Linked DNA regions of Mus musculus: regions 2, 3 and 4 are each linked to region 1. A link is a loop called in an ENCODE intact Hi-C map of the cell type or tissue named here. Cell type or tissue: heart. All regions are shown on one strand.

Evidence for each region. A loop is a pair of places that touch in the nucleus more often than their neighbours do. Peaks named below come from ENCODE experiments on the same cell type or tissue, not always from the same donor. Only the 100,000 strongest peaks of a DNase experiment are listed, where the experiment ranks them.
Region 2: a loop joins it to region 1, with 14 times the contacts of the local background. A loop is called at or near these places in 24 of 42 quality-filtered maps.
Region 3: a loop joins it to region 1, with 7 times the contacts of the local background. A loop is called at or near these places in 36 of 42 quality-filtered maps.
Region 4: a loop joins it to region 1, with 4 times the contacts of the local background. A loop is called at or near these places in 4 of 42 quality-filtered maps.

The regions. Positions count from the first base shown.
Region 1 is chr7:46,604,421-46,609,420 of GRCm38, forward strand. The region is part of intron 8 of Sergef (secretion regulating guanine nucleotide exchange factor); the gene reads right to left. Among named protein-coding and RNA genes, the nearest start is that of Sergef, 33 kb to the right of the region's middle. In heart, CTCF peaks have their summits at 2,155 (motif pointing left), 3,108 (motif pointing left) and 3,327; DNase peaks (open chromatin) are centred at 2,141, 3,271 and 3,391; H3K27ac peaks cover 1,597 bases.
Region 2 is chr7:46,277,438-46,282,437 of GRCm38, forward strand. It overlaps Otog (otogelin), which reads left to right. Exons shown (of 56, transcript NM_013624.2): 30 at 1-70; 31 at 3,667-3,693. Among named protein-coding and RNA genes, the nearest start is that of Otog, 39 kb to the left of the region's middle. In heart, a CTCF peak has its summit at 2,709 (motif pointing right); no DNase peak of the experiment used is centred here; H3K27me3 peaks cover 3,236 bases.
Region 3 is chr7:46,390,945-46,395,944 of GRCm38, forward strand. No RefSeq gene overlaps it. Among named protein-coding and RNA genes, the nearest start is that of Kcnc1, 3.0 kb to the right of the region's middle. In heart, a CTCF peak has its summit at 2,380 (motif pointing right); a DNase peak (open chromatin) is centred at 2,467; H3K4me3 peaks cover 15 bases; H3K27me3 peaks cover 3,973 bases.
Region 4 is chr7:46,533,511-46,538,510 of GRCm38, forward strand. The region is part of intron 9 of Sergef (secretion regulating guanine nucleotide exchange factor); the gene reads right to left. Among named protein-coding and RNA genes, the nearest start is that of Sergef, 100 kb to the right of the region's middle. In heart, CTCF peaks have their summits at 184 and 2,057; no DNase peak of the experiment used is centred here.

The DNA of each region.
Region 1 (5,000 bases):
AGGACTGCTGAAAGTTGTCTTTTGACTTCTGCATGTGTCACGTGTGTGCTATGGCACACACACGCTCACACATATATACCCTCGCCCCCTACAGACATCCACATCCACATAGTAATAAAATGTACAAGATGAAAGGAAACGTGATGGCTTGCTAAATGACCAGAAGACAGACCAGGGAGCCAGAAGACTCAAGCCTTATGTCATGGATACTAAGAGTGACCCAACCCTTAGAGGAAAGGGCTCCCTTAGAGTCCAGTGCACCTCACTCTGAGCCAATGGCTAAAGCCTGGGCAGAAGAGCCTGTAAGAGCCAGAGAGGCAGGGCCCTTCCTTGTACAACTCCTAGTTATCATACACTCAGTCCCTCATGGAAACCCCTGGCATTGCTTTGGCAGCACATGTGGACCCACTCCACCACACCTGCACATGTCCCATGACTTCCCACCTTGCCTGGCCTACACCAAGCAGTGGACACCACAGTGTACTCTCACTGTAGAGACTGCCTCTCAGTCCTCCTCCTGCAGGGAACACCCTGCCCAACCTCAGCCAAGGCAGAGGGGTGTGTGTGTGTGTGTGTGTGTGTGTGTGTGAAGGGATGCAGACAGAAACTATGAATAAGTGAACAGCCCAACCCTGTGGGGCAGAGAAGTTATGATCATGGCTCTCATTTTACAGGCAGAAAAATGCAGGCCCAGAGAGGCTAAAGGACTTACCCTGGGTGCCAGCAACTACAAACTGGAACTCGGAGCTCACCCTTCAGAGCTGCCTAAGGTAAAATCATTTTCAGATTGAAAAGGAGCAGATTCCTCCAAGATTCCTCAAAATGGGCCACTGTCCTCTTGGCACGCACTGAGATCACTTCAGGGAACTGGCTGTCACTGATCAGAGAGCTCCAGAGAGACACTGCAAGGTCTCTGAGAAAGGGCAAAGCATGGTGTCATGTGTCAAGAACCTAAAAATGACGACAAAATTACAGCCTGACCGCTTTGAGAGCACTTCTGGAACAAATCAATCCTCCCCAGGAAAGAGGAGACTTCCTCGAATGGCTCCCCAGCCTCTGCCAGTGACCTCTGAGCCCTTCCCAGGCCATCGAGGAGTCTGAGCGGGGCCGACGGCCTTGCCACAACAATCCTCTTTCCACTATCTTCGGCTCCGTTCCTCCCAGCACTAAGATCTAGGAAACCGTGAGAGGTTGAGCGTCAGCATCCTCCTAAAATAGGCTGGAACCCTGGCCTGACGTGATGGTGCGAGGAAGAGGGGCCTGTGGAGGTGACAAGGTCAGAGGGTGGGGGTCTTCATGAACACTAGCGGTGTGCTCGCCCCTCTGCCACGTCAGAGGCCATGGCTGCCTATGAGCCAGGAGAGTAGACTCAGAGAGGAACTGCCAGCACTTTGGTAACACTTCCTAGACTCTGGACTGTGGGAAATAAGGTTCTGTTATTTCTAAGCTACCCGGTCCATCTAAAGTAAGACAGCCACTTGCTACACACCCAGTGAGGTCACAGGGAGGGGAAATAATGTGGTGAGAGGTGAGACCAGACCGGGGTGGGGGGGGGGCTCACAGGTCCACGTTGTTTCTTAAGTATCTATGCTATTTTGAAAAGGCCGCTCAACCCTGCTAAGCCCTGGACTGCATGTGGAGTGCAGGGGCAAGGGATCCTAGCTCAGGACACTACGAGGAATCTGTATGTGACAAACCAGAACTGGGCAGAGTGCTGATATATGACGGGTGCCTGGCAAACACCGGTCCCCTACTCCAACCTTGGATGTTACTCTCTTCAGCCTGTCTCCAGCAAGGCTTTGGAAGCCTTGACCTCAAGGAGAACTAATGAGGGGAGGTCCTGGTCAAAACAGAGCCCTTTGCCCATGCTGTGTGTAGGTGGGTGGGAATCAAGACAGCCAAAGAAATGTGCATCTCTGCTGTTCCCCACTGTTTCTAGCTCAGACCCCAATCTCCGGCTCTCCCATAGGACAGCCAGCTAAAGAGCCAACCTCAGCTCATCTCATGAGCAAAGCCCAGCGAGGATTTGAGATCCCTTCAGCTCTGACCTTGCTAATTCTTACTCTAAATGCTGTACACACACACACACACACACACACACACACACCTTGTCCCCAAGGCTGTCTGCCTGCCCATTGCTGCCATCTGGTGGTGGGCAGACCCTGCTGCCCTTGGCTTTAGGCAAGCACTGGGCATGCCCCATGGGTGAATGTACCTACTCTAAAGGTGGCTCTTCCTTCACCGCCGGACACACCCTGCACTGTTCCAGGCCACAGATCAATGGGTATCCATTGCCAAACACAACAACAACAAAAAGAAAACAATGCCAGGTTTTCGCCTCTAGCGAAGATGACGCAGCTGCAGTAGGAGACTGAGCTCACTGGGAGGAAGTGGCCTGCCCAAGGTTGCCTAGCTGCCAGGCTCCCAGGACAGTACACAATTTTACTTTACCACAATGTTTAAGGTAAGTGGGCACTTGCAGATCAAAACTAAAGTTAGCCCAGGGCTGAGGAAAGGAAGCCTCCAGAAGGTGGGAACACAATGTTGCAAACACTTCTTGCAAAGCCAGGAAAATAGTTACGAACTCAAACAGCTTGGGCACCAGCTGGAAGGCTTGCTGGAAAGCTTTGCCATCCTCGGACCTTGGAGGGCAGGTAGCAAGAACATCTGCAGGAGACAGCCCCAGGAGCCAGCACAAGCTAGGTTTTAATCTACGCAGTCATCAGATGGGTGAAGACAGGGGCAGCCATGCATGCATGCGTACTTCCTGCGCTCCACCACACACTACAGGCAGGAGCCTGACTTCCTGCGCTCAACCACATGCCTGCTCTTTATAGGGCCCACATATCATACCCTTGGCTCTGTCTGCAGCCATCTTCTGTGCTACGTAATGCAGGGCCAAAAAAAAAAAAAAGCAACGTGTGGCTTTACGCAGACCACTCTGCCATCCTTCCCTCTGTCATCTCACATCTGCTATGTATTTATTGATGTTTTGTAGGGTGTGTTCCAAAGTCCTTTTTCCTTTAAAATGCTAGACTCTGAATCCTGCACGCAAGCCAAGGCTCCTCAAGGGAATGTAATCAAACAATGCTGCCCTCTAGTGGCCAGATGAAGTCAATTTCCCCCTCCCAGCTTGGCTAGCTAGCCATGCTCCCACTCAATCCCACCCTGCACTGGCCTTTAGCCAAAAGTACCTAACTCCAAGGAAGACAGAGTCGACCGGCTCAGCCCCTCAGCTGTCCCCACAAGAGTGAAGGAACCCTCTGTCCTTGGGAACAGATGCACTCTGGAGCATCAAGACCTTTCATGACTTTCAAGTCCCCTCTGCAGATGAGGAAACAAAGGCTCACGGATGCCCAAAGGAGCCCAAGCTGATCAAGCTGACTCATGACTGAGCCAAAAATAGAGCCCACTTTTCCCGCCTCCTGCTACAGCCTCTTGCCTCTTCTCCATGTGACCTCTCAACTGAGGTCCAGGGAGGAGACTCGTCAAGGGCATCCACGCTGCGCTCACTCACTAAAAGGGGATCATGTCCTGGCCTGAAAGAGTAAGCCATTTTCACTTTCCTTTTGAAATAGCCTTACGAAGGCTACCATCAGACCGGAAGATCTGTCCATCCACGTGTGCATTCCCCCTGCCCCTCAGCACACATAATAAATAAAGTAAAATTTAAAAAGAATAATATCTACAACCTCTGACTGGCCACACGAATGAAGGGGGAGCCAGAGAGTTTTTAAGAGTCTTGCCTTGCTAGCATAGAAAATAAAATGCACTTTAATCAGACCTATCAGAGGTAATATTCTGGTATATTTCTTCCTAATCTTTTTATAACATTAGCTGAGAATTAGAAAGTACCGTGCGAGGCTATCCCTGTAGCATTAAGTCTCCTGAGCGCGCCTCTGAATGGCAGTGTGACGCTCCAGCATGTGACTGTGCCTGAGTTCTTTCAACCCACCCCCCTTTGTTTCATTGGTTTCTGTCATTAGAAATCAGGCAGCTGTGCATGGCATGACAATCACTGTCTGAACACATATATCGATCCTGATTACTTCTTAAGCCAGTTTTATTGTCACAGAATGAAACTGGGGTGGCCATAAGAATAACCACAGGGCCAGCGAGATAGCTCGACGTAAGGGGCACCGGCCTCCAACCAAGTCTGACACCTGAGGTCAATTCCCAGGTCCCACGTGGTAACAGGAGAAACCTGGGCCTTTCCTAGTGCTGTGACATGCTGACTCCCTCAACGGGCAATAAAGCATAGTCATTTTGTTTCCAAAAGACCATGATGTCTGAGACCTCCTACTCAGCACAAGGTAAAAAGAGGAGCCGGGGGCCTGGGAGTCTTACCAGAGGAAAGGAGAAGACAAGAGAACCAACTTGCACACACTCCACCTATTGAAGTGTGACCTTCCCAAAGCCCAACCACAAGCGCTTGCCCTTCCCTCTCGACTCACGCCACAGCGCCTCTCAGAAACCCCAAAGCCCCTGGTGTCCTGGCCACTCCTCTGGCCTCCCACCACACTCTTTATTCATCTCCTAAATATTTAATTTGTTCATCCAACCACAAGCTTTCTGAAGGTAGCTCTGGACTTCAGAGTCCCCTGCATTCCACAGCACAGTGCAGGGTCCACACGCTCCGCATCCCATAGACAAATGCTAAGGGGACCAAGATAACTACATGTCCTTCCCAGACACTTGGGACAATAAAGTACCCATTGTCCAAAGCTAGAGAAAGGTGCTTCTCTGAAGAATAAATGTAGCTCAGTAATGAAGTCAGGGCATTCTGTGACACATGTGGACAAAAGGAGTGAGTCCAAGCTAAGCTTTGTCCACTTCCATGGACCAGGGCGATACAACCAATCAACTGGGAACTCCCCTGTGAAATGAGGATAAGAACACTCCACTTGCCAACTTCCTGCAGGAAAATGCCTGTTACCACACTTTATAGTGACATACAATGACAGCAGTCCATGGCATTGCTGGTGTAATATCAGAAAGCA
Region 2 (5,000 bases), 330 kb before region 1:
GTAGCTGCCTATGCCCATCAGTGTTGTCAGCACGGGGTGGTCATTGACTGGCGGACACCCCGCATCTGCCGTGAGTGTTCCAGACGGTTGCAGGGGTCCCACAATAGGGATGCATACAATCCCTATGGTGTATATTCCTGTGTTGCAATCCATGAGCCAGAGAGAGAGAGAGAGCCAGAGAGAGAGACAGAGACAGAGACAGAGACAGAGAGACAGAGAGACCAGAGAGCTGCACACCATGCCCAAGGTCACTCAGGATAGTAGGGTTGCTGGTTATCCATGAAGAGGCTGGTGCAGGCCTGTGTTAACCTCATTGCTAGGAGAGTCAGTGAGAAACCCTGGACTCCAAACTGGCTTTGCACGTTGTGTGACCTCAAGCAAGCTGCCTGACTTCTCTGAGGCTCAGTTTTTATCATCTGGAAACTAGGAATCAACTGGTCCTTATTCACTTACTGCAAGCTCAAACAGGATAAAGGACCAAAGAAGTTCTCCATCAGTCGAGCTGTGGAGAGAGGCCCTGCTTACTCAAAACAGGGGTCTGTGGATGCCTCCATGAGATGAAAATATGTATGCACATGCACACACACACACATACTATATATATGTATGTGTATATATTTGTATATGTACATATGCATATACTATACGGAGTATAGATGTATATCATAAAACATACAGAATAAGTAAAGGGAGAAATAGAATATGAAGAAGATTAAATTAATTGGTCAGTTCCCTTAGATTCCAGTATCCCATAGAGGGATTTCCTGATCTCACTTTGGAGTCAGTGGCCAGGGCCCAAGTTCAAAAAGAGAAGACGATCTGGTCCAGATGCCAGTTCTGCCAGGCTGAGGCCTGGGTTCATTCCCTTCTGCATAGCACAGGAGGAAAGCTAAGTCCCCATCTCGCAGATGCTGAGAACATTCAATGATGCAAAGCTCACAGTTCTGGCTTGGTGCTGTGCAACACTGTTAGTAGACACAGGGGTGTTGGCTCCAGGCAGGAGGACCTCATGAAGAAGGTGGAGGAATATCTTCCCTTGGCCTCATTTTTTCTACCTGCTGCCCCTGAGACCCTTCAGCATAGATGCTGGATCCTGGTGGGGTCTCCTCTCTCCTTGCCTCTGATAACCACCCTTCAGGGTGGAGAGGGATACACATGTTTCTGGAGGATCTACCATGAGAATCGACATGTGTGCTGTCTCGTAATAATCAGGACGACGAGGCTGAAGCACCTGCCAGGGCTGTGCACTTACAGGGATGCCAGTAAACCCAGGGATCCAACTCAATAGCATTTTAATGCAGTATCCTTAAAAATTAAAAACTGCCGCAAAAACAGTGCTAGTGAATGAATATCAAAGATGCTCCCAGCACTCGGGAGGCAGACACAGGAGGATCTCTGTGAGTTCTAGGCTAGTCTGGTCTACAGAGTGAGTTGCAGCACAGCCAGGGCTACACAAAGAAAAACAAAACAAAAGGTCTGTATTATCAGTTTCCCCTGTGTCTACGCTCCATGACAACCCAGTGGGAATCCCATTACTCATGATTTTAATGTTTTGATATGTGTTTATTATGAACCTTTTGTGTTCATTTTGATTGTTTAGAATGTCCCATTAAAGCGGAATTAGATATTAATCTAAACAAAACAGAAATAATTTCTCCAAAGATAAATAAGGAATTTAGTAAATATTAAAATATCATAATGGGGATACGTGTTCCATACTGGGCTATGAGCTTATGAGAAAGGAGGAGGGGAAAAGTGAGAAATATTATACAAGATATCTTTAGATCAGTACTCCTGGGCCAGTGAGATGGCTCAGCAGGCAAAGGCTCTTGCTGCCAACAGTGACAACCGAAGTTTGTCCCAGGACCCACATGATGGAAGGAGTTGTTCTCTGACCTCCACAGCCACATGCAGGTCATGGTACATGCATCCCCCTGCCACACACACAATACATGAGTAGGAAAAGCCCTTTGCTGACACAGTAAAATAAGTGGTGTTCAGATCAAGAGCAAGTAGTTTAAATCCAAGGTTGGACAGATAGGGGACAGACGTCTTTGCAAAAGTGATCTTGCATCGGTGTGTAGCCATTAGACTGGTTGGCCCCAGAGATCCATTTGCTTCTGTGTCCCCAACACTGGCTAGAACTCGCTCCTTGTGTGGGTACCCAACAGAGTCATACCCCCAGCCCTATCTTAGAGGTTTATGGTTCAACTCTCAGGGTCTACACGGAGGACAAACATGTTTTTGCCCGTAGCCTCATGAAAGCCAGCCCCTTACTCTTTTTGTTTAAGCTTTTTGAGACAGGGTCTCTCTATTTCGCCCTGGCTGTCCTGGAGCTTATTACATAAACCAGGATGGCCCCCAACCCACAGGGATCCTCCTGTCTCTGCCTCCCAAGTGCTGGGATTAAAAGCATGTATACTATGCCTGGCTCTATCTCCTGGTCCTTAATGACCTTGCAAGAAGGAAAGAGGGCACAGGCAAATGTGTTGATTGTGAGTTTAGGGTATGAAGAGGAGTTGGTGACTTTTTTCACACCACACCCCTGTGTGTGAGGCAAATCCGTCCTCAGTGTTTACCTCAGGTGCACCCAGCTGGTCCCTCGTAACTTTGCGTGTTCTTGGTTGGCATAGTCTGACAAGGTCAGCTCAGCTCCCCCATTGTGGGCTGAAGAATCAGTAAGAGAGGCTACAGAATAGATGCAGACTTCCACTAGAGGGCGCAATGGGTCCATACTTTACCTCCTAAGAGATCTTTGGTGGGGCCAAAGCAGGTTTTGGAGACGCCTGGGGTCCTGAAGGCCCTTTGTCCCCTTCCATCCAAGGCTGAGCAACTTCAGTTTCATGTTTGCATTGATTCTTTGGTGGCTCTTCTGCAACATATCCAACCAGAGCTTCTACACTCGAGTTCTGTTATTGTCTTTGAGACAGGGTCTCTAGTCCAGGCTTACTTCAAACTCCCTATATAGCCAAGGATGACCCTGAACTTGATATTTCTGCCTCCACCTCTTAAGTTCTTGGATGACAGATGTGCACCACCACACCATAAAAACACAATGCTGGAGATTGAGCCCAGCACCTTGTATAAGCTAGGCAAGCACTCTACCTATCTGTTCTATGAGTGAGGGCTACACCTTACTCATAGCCCTTCATTCTAATCTTGACATTTATGGCCACACATAACACACTCTTTTGTCCAACATTCATTCATTCATTCATTCATTCATTCATTCATCTCACTGGTAACTGCTAATCCAAGCAGGCTTTGAGCCTTGAACTTGGGTATGGGGAGAGGCCATTGTATTTCCTCCCCTTAAGGCATATGGATGTCTGGGCAGTGGTGGTGCACGCCTTTAATCCCAGCCCTGGGGAGGCAGAGGCAGGTAGAACTCTGAGTTCCAGACCAGCCTGGTCTACAGAGTGAGTTCCAGTACAGTCGGGACTACACAGAGAAACCCTGTCTCAACAAAACAAAACAAAACAAAACAAAACAAAACAAAACAAAACAAAACAAACAACTCCTCCCCTGAAACAAAAGAGACAAGTTTTCCAAGGCCATCCCTCAGTCTTAGAGTTTTGGAAATGGGCCAGACCCAGTTTTTGATTAAGGGCAGAGGTTGGGTGTGAGTGCCCTACTCATGGGAAATCTCCCTTCTTTCTTCTTTAGCATATGACTGTGACTTCTTCAACAAAGGTAAGCCAATTTCCTCCCAGGTAGAGCCTCAGGGGCTCTGCCCTTGGGCCACATCAGTGCTGAATTCAACACAAGCTGCTGGCCCTGGAGAAGGTGTGATATGTCAATGGAAGGGGGTGTGTTTTGTAAAGTCTTGATGGTGAGGGCTCAGAGGTGTCCAGGACCTGTATCCACAGTTACTCTAGTGTCCCTGTGAGGTCCAGGGCAGGAACCTTTTCAGGGGTTCCATCATTCAGGGCAAATCTGGCAGGCAGCAGACACCCATCTCTATCAGTGGGCTCAGCCCGCAGCCTTCCTAATTGGGCCCAACAAGCTCACGGAATTTACCCAGAGTTCTCAGAAGACCTGAGTTGTCAAAAGCAGGTGTAAACTGCTTTCCCTAAGGACGGTTGCTGAAAACCTAGACAGGTCTTCAAGTGCTCAAGGGTTCAGGAATATATATACACTAATATCTAGATTAGTAATGAATATAAAAATACAAGTCATTGCTAGGGTCCAAGGGAGATTTAATGTCCAGTATTAGAGCCATTCAATCAATTCGATCAGAGGTTGAATAGACTGTGGCAGGATGGCTGCCAGAATTTCTTAGCATCAAGCTTCGTCCACTTGGGTCATGGTGGTGTCCTGGAGGCACTCAGTGCCTCTAGCCCTTCCAAGCCCCTAGATCTCCTTCCAGCAACAGCCTGCAGGAGCTGGTCTGTGACAGTGTGGGCACAGGCGTCATGCACATTTTGGTGCAAGTTTGGGCTTAAGAAGCATCTTTCCAGGCAAGACTATTGAAGAGGGGACAAAAAAGGAATAAGAAGAACATGATTGCTGCTAGGTATTGTGGAACAGAAAGTTTATTGTAGACAGGAAATATCAGACTCCATAGTGAACCTGACCCTGAGCCAGGCCATGCAAGAAGAATAGGGAAGGGGAGCCAAGAGGTCAGGAGGCAGAGGCCAAAGGGTAAAAGGATAAAAAACAAACAAACAAACAAACAAACAAACAAACAAGAAAACAGTAACCAAAATGGCTGGATTATACAGGGCAGAGCAGCTTTGGGGTATGCCTGCCAGGAGAACCCTGTAACAGGTAGAAACTGAGGGATGCTGGGAGAGCCTGGCAGCCAGCATCATACATTAATAGCCATGTGTCCCTGGTGGAAAGGACACAGAGAGAAGACTAGGGATCCATAGATGGCGGCTGGACCAGCCCAGTCCTGTCAATGGTAGCTCCAAGGGGCTGCTGATGGCCCTGGATCTTCAGTGCCCAAAGGGATGACTCTGAAAGGAGAGCTTCGTTCCCAGGGACAGAAGCATCCC
Region 3 (5,000 bases), 210 kb before region 1:
TTGTCTGAATGTAACAGCTTCTGAGTAAATAGGACTGACTGGCATATTGCTAGACAAATAGTGAGTGTAAGGCTTTTAGAACTGTCAAGATGGCTCAGCAGGTAGAGGCTCTCACTGCCAAGCCTGAGGCCAGAGTTTAACCCTTAGGAGCTACATGGTAGATCATACAAGCTGTCCTCTGACCTCCATGTACATGCCATGATCTCTCTCTCTCCCTCTCTCATTTGTGTGTGTGCATGTGTGCTTACATGTGTGTATGTGCACAAATGCATGTATATGCATGTGTCTATGTGCATGTGTGTCTGTGTATGTCTGTGTCTGTGTGCATGTGTGTCTGTGTGTGTCTGTGTGTGTCTGTGTGTGCCTGTGTCTGTATGTGTCCATGTGCATACACATATGAGAGAGAGAGGGAGGGTTTTTAAGAAACAAAGCTTTGCCCTGGATTTACAAATGTTGGTGGCACCTATCAGCTTTCAAAAGATTTAAATCATCCTGATTTTTTCCTATGTAAATAAATATTCCCTTTAATCTCCAATTTTCTATTGTTTTGCCATTTTTAAAAGTGTAACTTTCAAAAAGTTTTGGCTTCAGGTCCACCCAATGACGCCTGGACCTGCCCCTCCACAACTGCTGTCCAGTCCACCTTCAAGCTGATAGACACCCAGCACTCACTAGTGTGCCACAAAGCACCCCACAGAGGACCTCAGCTGCACTGCAGAGGCCCCTGTCCTGTGCTGCTCACATCCTCCTCTGCACAGTGCTCTCCTGACCATCTTCATGTGGCATCCAGGGAGCAGAGGGAGTTCCATGTGAAGTCTATAATGATGGATGCTGTTGTCATGGGTGCAGTCGTGACAAAAACCAAGGCCATGGACCCAACTGCAGTTTCTCTCTCCTGCATGTTTACAACCCAAGAGAGCTCACGTAGAGAGACTTCATAAAGATCAGCTAGCCACTTCCCCTCTACCGTACCCAACAGACAGGATGAGGTCCTGGGTTGCCAGCAGTAGCATCAGAGTGCACACTCCCTTATATGGACCCCAGATTTCCTGTGCATGTGTCTATGCCCGGCCCTTTCTCTATTTCCTTGATTTCCTTGCTGACCCCACTCAGGGTTCAAGCAGTAAGTTGACCTCATCATCCCCGCTCAAAATCTCATCCTTAGAGGCAGCAAGAAGGGGAAGGGGATCCTTTCCCTCCCAAAGGCTAAGCTCAAGGAGGCCTGATCGCCTGTCCCCCAACCATGCTGGTGTTCTCTGGCTGTGGACCAGCAGGAATCTAGGAGAGAGAGAAGGAACTGGAGCTGGTCTAAAAGATGGGATGGGGTTAATCCTGAGAGAAGGGGGAAGCAGGGATAAACATAGAATACTAACTCATTAAAAACACAGAAGGCAGCAGTGGTCTCACATAGATGTGGAAGCACAGCCTGGAGAAGGGAGGTGACTGCTGTATGCAGCCAGTGAGCTGCAAAACAATGTTTGCAACCAAACCTGCCTAGGAATTTTTACGCCTCTAGGGACAGCTTGTGAAGACTGTCGACCATAGTGTCCAACCTGTGGCCCATGGGTAACAGGATAGATGTGAATGAGACACAACACAAACATCCTAAATTCACTTAAAATGTTCTAGGATTTGTGTGTGTGTGTGTGTGTGTGTGTGTGTGTGTGTGTGTGTGTGTACTGCATGGCTCTGGAGTAGGGATGTCACACAAAATAAAATCATGTATACTCCAGTAACCCGCAGCCTGTGATTAGACACAATATTACATGTGTAGCCCAATATAGATAATGCTTCATCTTATGTGATTGAGAGAAACCAAGACAGATTGATGGACATTCATGTTACATGTTTTTGATGGCCATGGCTAGGAACGTAGCTTCTAATGGCATCTAGTGAATAGAAAGAACCTGTTATCCTGCCTATTATAAGAGCACAGCATCACAGGTTCTCTGGTGCAGTGTCTTCAGTATAGAAGTTGAAAGGCCCTGGTCTTATCTCTCTCACACACACACATACACTCACGCATGCACGCGCGCGCGCGCGGACACACACACACACACACACACACACACACACACACACGCAGGGTTCTTCACCTTAGCTCTTTTCTGCTTTTCTCTGGAGCCTCTGTCTCACTGTAAGAAGCAGCAGCTGCAGGCAGCTCAGCCCAACACCATAGTCACCATCCAAGCTATAAACCAGTAGTCAAGGTCATCAATTACCCACAGTGTCACTTCTAGCCCCTGGGTTTGCTCCCTGTTGCCCACTAGAGGGAGTTCTGACTCGGGAAGAGGACACCTGCCAGCTCCAGGACCCATCATCCCAGCAGGTAGCCAGAAGCTGTTCAGCTGGCCAGTGTAGGTTAGATTCCAGGCCCCGCCACAAGATGGCAGTCCAACCCACCAGGAACACAGAAGCTTCTGACCCTGGGAGAGCAACAGAAACCCTGTGCCAACCTGGACAAAAGCCTGAGGGGCTGGACTTGGGCCAGTTCCTGATCCCAGCAGGTGTGCAAGTGCCAGGTGTGACAACATAGGCACAGCTTGCCTTCAGGTACCCCTCACATTTTTCTACTTCCCATCCAGCCCAGTTCTTCCTTTGAGCGGAGCTATTCCCACACGGGGTGGGGGGTCAGGGGTAGTGTCTTTCCACATCCCAGCACTTCTACTTCTTCAGCTTGAACCAGAAACATCCCAGAGAGCATAGGAGTTAAGGATGCAGAGACAAGAGCTAATCCCATCTAGTGATAAGTCTCTGAAGCACGGGGGAGTTGAGTAGCTTTCTTGAGGTCACAGTTAGTCAGAGATGGGACACTAGAGACTAGAACCCAGGCAGTCTATTCTAGTTCTTGCTCAGAACCCTGAGACATGACGGATCATCCTCAACCAGCCACAGCTACCACAGATAATTTTGTGGGGGGGGGGGGGACGGGGACTGTAAGCCTTCCCTTGTGAAGGGGCAGGCAGCTATACTGTGGATGGCTGAAAGGCAGGAAGGGGTGAGGTTTTAGCATTTCTGCGGAAGAGGCTGGGCTTGATCAGCAATCCCCACCCCCGCCCCCTTGCAACCTCGATTCTCTGTTCCTTGTTTTATTTTTTTCCCCCTGTGCTTTCATCTTGGTTTTTCTGGGCTTTCTGTGAATGTCAGCCTTCTCTTGGTGTGAAGGGGAGGTGAGAGAAGGGACGGTTTATGCCCTGCTTGGGGTACAGAAGAGGGAGCGCTCCTTGAAGCCTAGGACCAGGGGGTGTCATCAGAGATCAAAGTGGGACTCTGAAAGTGGGGCACTTCGGGGAGGGTTCCCCCATCTGAGCCCAGCCTGCTTAGCTCTCGGACTGTGCTGTGACCCCTTTCCCATGCTCTCTCCCTCCAGCCCTGGCACAGCCATGTTTTTCTGGCACATCCTCCAGAGTTAGAGTCTTCGGTACCCAACTTTCTCCACCGGAAGATTTTTCTCTGTCCCTCCAAGACCTGATCTTTTCTCCGTCTGCTTTCTCCCATGCCCAGGTCCCACCATAGTGCCCACTGCTCCTCACCATGGAGTAGAGTCTGACTGGAGCTTAGTGCCTACCTCTCAGAGGTTCTTGGTAAGTCCTCACTCAAGACTCAGTCTCAGTTAAAGAGTCTAGACATCTGGAGCCTCTAAAGCCAGGACTCTAGGGTCCCAGCCGGTTTCCTTTTGCGAATCACTTCGACTTCAGTGAGGGGCTTCCCTGTCTAGGGCTCTGTGGAAAGAAGCTCTGGAGGCACACGCAGTCCTTTGATAAAGAGAGCTGAACTAGAGAGACATTTGGAGAGCCAAGCTCTGCTCCTATGTGGCTTTGCAGACAGGGAAGAGGGGGCAGCCTGAGCCCCTGTGGCTGGCTCCTCAGGTTTCCTGAGGAAGAGTCTAGGGAAGCCCCTTTGTCGGTCTGCCTCTTGACCGTTCACAGCTGAGATTGTACATGTCCTTGTCTCTGCATGCCTCTTTTTAAAAAAAATCTCACTTCCGGGGTCTCTATTAATCTTAGGATTGGGCTGAGCATCCTGAAAGCCACTGTCCTAGGGATCTGAATCAGGGCCAGGCTGGAGGTGCATCACTCTGGACCAGGAGATGGGACAGACTCTGGCCAGAGAGAGAAGGGCACTGAAAGCCATCTATCCTGCCTCACTCTGAGACCAAAGGGAATGGCTGTCTGGAGGAACGCTGTGATTAGTTTCTGGAGGGAAGAGGTCTCCTCAGACTTTTCTCCTCTTTGTCTGTCCATCTCTGCCCCTTTCTGATAACTCTGCCTCTCTGCCTCCCGCCTCTCACCCCCTCTCTACCTCCCCGCACTTTCCCCCTGTGACATGAAGATCTGTTTTAATTAGTGCTGTGATTCCCACGATCAGGTGGGGAGATAGGTCACAGGTTTGTCCCTAGGCTCGCAACAGTGCCTGGGGGTCAGTATAGACAGACAGCTATCTGCACTGTTAGCCAACAGGTAAGAGTCTCTCGCTTCTTAATTAAATCCCCTGTGCCGGGGCAGCCTGTTCGATTGTAGTGGACAGGAATCAATAAGCATCTTTCATAGCCCAGTGGCCTCTGGAGCTGGGCCTGACCTTCCAGTCCCTCTCAATCCCACCTGCTCACTTCTTTAAAAAGCTGGGAGTCCCTGGAGGTTGAGAGCTGGGTCTGACTTGTCCCGTGTGATTTTTGTACTTGGTAGAGAATCTGGAGCAAGTACGGAATGAGAGCTAATGACTGTTGATTAAATAAACCTAGGGGTGAGTGGCAAGCGTGGGCCAGAAGGACTTTGAAGTTAGAAATACGATCTCTGTCCCCAGCATTAACTTCCAGTATGTAGGGACCACAGCCCTGGACATGCATGGCTCACCACCCAGAGTGCCTGAAGGGGAGCGAGGCCGCCAGTATTCAAGGGGCTGAGCAGTCTTTGTGCATGTTTTCATAAGGTAGTTCAGTTTTCTGGGTAAACTGAGGTCTGTCTGTCATGGTTGTGACTAAGCCACCCTAGAATCAGGAA
Region 4 (5,000 bases), 71 kb before region 1:
GCAGAAAAACACTCCCAGAAGCAAACCAAGGAGGGTGGACCACAGCCTGACTGCGGCCAAATAGTTGATGACTGAGAACCACTTTTAAACTAGGTGTCTGTGACCAAAGAGGCTGTGTGCAGGCATGCCTAGTTCAGCAAAGACTCTCCAAAGGCCTCTGTGTGCGCTGCACTGTCGCCGGAGGCCTGCAGGTTGCTGCCCGCTATGTGACCTCATTCTTTTCTACCCTTTCCAACCAGGTCACATGACCTAGTGACAGTCCTGATGTAACCTCACAACTCGAGGATGCAGAAATGCTTGAGACTGTGCGGCCTACATGAAACGCGTCTCAGAGGCTAAGGAGCCTCTCTCCTTCCCTCTCCTCTAACAAGTACTCGTCCACGAAGGCCCCCTGACTGCCTGTGTATTGAGCCTTTACAAGGCCACAGAAACGGTTTGGGGGGCATCTAAAACCACCCTTTCTCATCAAACCTGCACCACAGCTCAACACAGCTTAGAAGACAATAGTGGGGCCTGCCGCTGTCTAGTCCCAAGGTCACGGGAGAGCCATCTTCACAGGCAGAAGGTCTCGGGACACTCCTGATGGGCTTTTTTTGTTCGTGTGCTCCACTTTGCTCCATCGAGAGACTACTTGACATCTGAATGGTCAATTACCTTCCACAACATATTGGCCTTGAAAGAGCCTATCAGGATGGTTCATTTGGTACATCTATCAGGAAATGGGCACACGGTCCTTCATTTCAGTGTCTCATTACTTAGTCCAAAGACACCATGCTGAACTAAAACTCTCCAAAGGATCTGTCAGGCAGACTGGCTTTATTCCACCCTCTGATTTCTCCTCCAAAGGGAAAGATGTGCTGTGCAGAGTGGAAGTGTTCTAACAAAGGTGGTCATTAAAGTGAATTTCAGTAAATTTAAGTAGAAATTATTGAAAACAATTTCTCAACAATACGAGCCCAGTGTTCTCTCAGAACTGCATACAAGCACAACAGTCCTGGTTCTTTCCACCAGGGGTTTTTCAGTTCTGAGAATCGGCCCTCACACTGAGATGAGGCCCATTGCTCACAAGTATTATTCAAGGAAACCCGATGGCTAAGGGAACCGTGCACACTGGCCTGAGGTACTGGACTGGGGCAGAGGAAGGATAGCATTATAGAAATGGGATTTGAGTGAGCCTGAGACCCTAGGTTAACTGAGCCTAGTGTTCCTTCCCTAACGTGTGGCTTATGGGTGAAGAACATCAGGTAAGCTCCTGACTTCACACACAGGACTAAAAAGCCAAAGGGGACTTGATGTTCTCCCAGCGAGCGGCATTAGAAACAAGGCATGATGTGGTTCTAACAGCACAGGGCAGGCCCACTTTTTCTGTCTATGCCTTAGCTTGCCTATCTCTACACCGAGCAGTGTGGATAGCAGATCCTTATGGTTCCAGGCAGCCTCCCATTCTGAGACAGACTCCAGTTCTATGCTACCACGGAGGCCACCGGCCTCCACAAGGCAGTCCTGAGATCTGCACGGCAAGCTCTGACCAGTTTTCCTCCATCTCTTCTTCTCTTGACCGAGTCCTCGATGCCTTCAAGAAGGTTCCCCTAGTCCCCTCTGGCGTAATCACTCACTTCTCTCTCTGGGAGCTCAGCACAAGAAGGTGACATAATTGGGGGAGAGGAGGGAGAGAGTTAAGGAAGGGGCAGGCGGAAACATGGGAATAGGAGGAACACTACCGGCCCCTCTGCTCATATTCCACTGTGTACCCCTATCAAACCCAGCTAGCCAGCTCATTACAGTACTAGTCCTGGGAATCCAAAAGCCTTGATGGTTTAGAAAGCCAGTGGCTAAGGATTCCAACTGAACCCTTCTCTGGCATTGTTTCTGAGCCAAAAGCCACCCCCATCCCAGGTTGTCAGGTATAACAGCTTTGTCCATCCACAGAGGAAGCAGAAGGCAAATTGGCCACAGGAGCAAGCACCTGCAGAGGGGGAGGGGAGCTGCAGCATTGAGCTGGTGGGGGCAGGGTGCTCGGCGCTGAGGCTCAGGCTGTGGGAGACAGTGCCATGCTGTGGCCACCTGCCGCCTCTGCGCTGCCTTCCGCAGCCTCTGCAGGTACCGAGCGAGCTCAAGTGAGGCCTGCTTCCTGACCCACTTTCCTCCCCATCTCTATTTAGCTGTTCACTGGTGATGCTCCTGGCATGCCAATCAGATACTGCAGCCGGCAGTGCAGCTTGTTACAACAAATCCACGGCTCCTAGTAAACTCAGTGGAAAAGTACTGCACCGAGCAGCCTAATTAAGCTGACGCAGTTTCCACGGCCACACAAGGAAAAGACAGGACCGAGGAAGGGGCTGGGGGTGGGGGGGGGGGCATGAGGTAGGGGCTGGTGAAGCCGACTGTGGTTGTAAGACACTTGAAGGAGGAGACTTTTCAGCCCAAGTTCTCTAGATCCAGAGCCCTGGAAGAGCCTCTGAATGTGCAGAGAAGGACTAGACTTCAGGTCTGCAGGCTGCACTGCCCTCCCTCACGCTGTGACCTTGGGCAAACTATTCCTATGGAGGGACGGGAGGGGGGGGGGGACGGGGGATGGGGGGGGGACGGGGGGGGGAGCACGACAGGGAATATCGAGCTTGACTGTTGTTAAAACAGACTGTGAGTCTTATTCTCCAGACTGTCAAACTGTCAAACTTATGACAAAAGAAAAAGAAAAACAGAAAAAAGAATCATGAACTGTCACTGGGCCCCATGAAAGAACAGAGCCAGAGACTTCCTTTCTGGTTCCCTTTTGGCTGCCCGCTTATTGTGACCTTGGGCAAACCACGTGAACTCTAGACATTTCGAAGCCTTCATCAGATGAAGAGGCTGGATGGACCCTGGTGGGTGGTGGTGGGGGCAACTCCAATGCCAGTGCTCCACTTGAGTCCATAAAAGGCTGAGGGCATCAGCCCTGTCCTCCCAGCACCACCTTGTATGGTTACCCACACCAGACCTTGTTTTCTCTGGGCAGGAAGGAGTAGCCCGTTCTTGCCCTTCTGTTGAAAAATTTAGTCTAGCAATGCAAAGCAGCAGTGTGTCTCTCCTTGCTTTTCTTTAGACAACTTGGCAACTCTGGCTGTGAGGTCACCTTGTCCCCAGTACCCCTGCTGCTGAGACAGGAGTGAGGATGAACTGCAGGGATGCTGAGAGGCACACGTGGAAGGGATACCACAGAACACTGAGCCTCTCTCCTCAGGACTGCGCAGGCCAGGGTGGTTGGGCATGCAGAACCAGCCAAGAAGCAAGTGTCAGGTGAAGGAAGAACATGGAGACAGGGAGGCAGAGACATGGCAGGGTGAGGCAGAACAGCTCTGGGTTTGACAGACCCATCAGAGGCTACATGAAGCCACTTCCTGCATGTCGGAATCCGTTATTTGATATCACTACCACAACCTTTGCTCAACTTGGTCTCGGTCACTGCCACAGTCCCTTCACCCCACCACCACTATTCTAGGCTGACTACTCCTCCGCTACAGCTCTCGCCAGCACACGATGCCCTGTCCCCATTAAAGTATCTCCTTGTACCTTACCTACAACTCCCCAACCACCACTGCCACCCACCCACCCACCCACTGAAGCAATTTCAACTCATCCCTTGGGCTCAACCCTGTCTGTTCCAGAAAGACACGTCTGCTCCCTGAATCTGGATTACACATACTCTCCTCCTGCTCTTGAATGAACATCTTCTATTTCTGCCATCATCATTTTTGCTGTAGTAAATGTTGAGAGTCCCTGATTCCTTGGACCTTCCAATGCTTAACTACCAGGCATCCATTTCAGGAGTGGTTGGTGATGGAGCTAGAGTTGGCTGGGTGTTACGGTCACTTGTGGCTCTTACAGAGAACCTGTATTTGGTTCCCAGCACTGAAACAATGGCTCACAAGCATCCCTAACTCCAGTCCCAGGATGTACATACATACATACATACATATATACATACATTCAGGCAAAATAGTCATACGCATAAAACAAGTAAATGTTTAAAAAATGAAAGGAAGGAAGGAAGGAAGGAAGGAAGGAAGGAAGGAAGAAATGGAGGGAGGGAGGGATGGAAGGAGGGAGGGAAGGAGGGAGGAGGAAGAGAGGAAGGAAGGAAGAAATGGAGGGAGGGATGGAAGGAGGGAGGAGGAAGAGAGGAAGGAAGGAAGAAATGGAGGGAGGGATGGAAGGAGGGAGGAGGAAGAGAGGAAGGAGAGCTGCTGAATGAGAGATGCAAACATCGCAGAGGACACAGCCCACTTGATAAGAGGCAGAGCTTCCTCCAGCAAAGAAGCAAGACAGATGGAAGCAGTAAGAAACACGGACAGACAAGGAGATCAAGCAAGGTCAGACCTGATACCAGGGATATGAGAGCAGAAAGCCATGGGTGCTCAGAGTGACAGGGGAGACACTACAACCAGCTTGGAAAGCCAGAGAACCTCGGAGTCAGAGAGGAGCAAAGTCCTGCTGGGATCTATGGAACTTTCTCAAAAATTAAAACAAGTATAGAAGCAGCAGACAAAATAATAAAAGGTTTAGCCTATAATCACAGATGAAGTCTGGAGCTAAAGCCAGAATGAAGCAAAGAAGAGCAAAGCCAGGCAGGATGAGCCTGGAAACGCTGTGTAGGAAGGGTCACCACCCACCAGAACTTGACCTTGAATGAGTTTTTTGTTCTTTGGAAACCTAAGACTGGTGAATGGGGAACCCAGCACTGCCTCAAGGACTCATCTAAAGGAACACGGGAGTCCTGCTGTGCCTTATGGAAAAGGAAACAATACAATAGGCCTCTACTGCTGTGAGTGCTGACCAGAGCCCTCAGTGTCCACTGCTCACCAGGGAATCTAGAGTCCCAAGTGAGTTGATGAAGAAATGAATTCTGAATGACACAAGGCACCCAGTGTGTTATACAAATCCCAGGGGAGGCACTTCAGAAAAGGGCAATGCTAACCCAAAGGAATGGCATGAGAGATGAACTTGCAAGCTGGTAGGGGCCA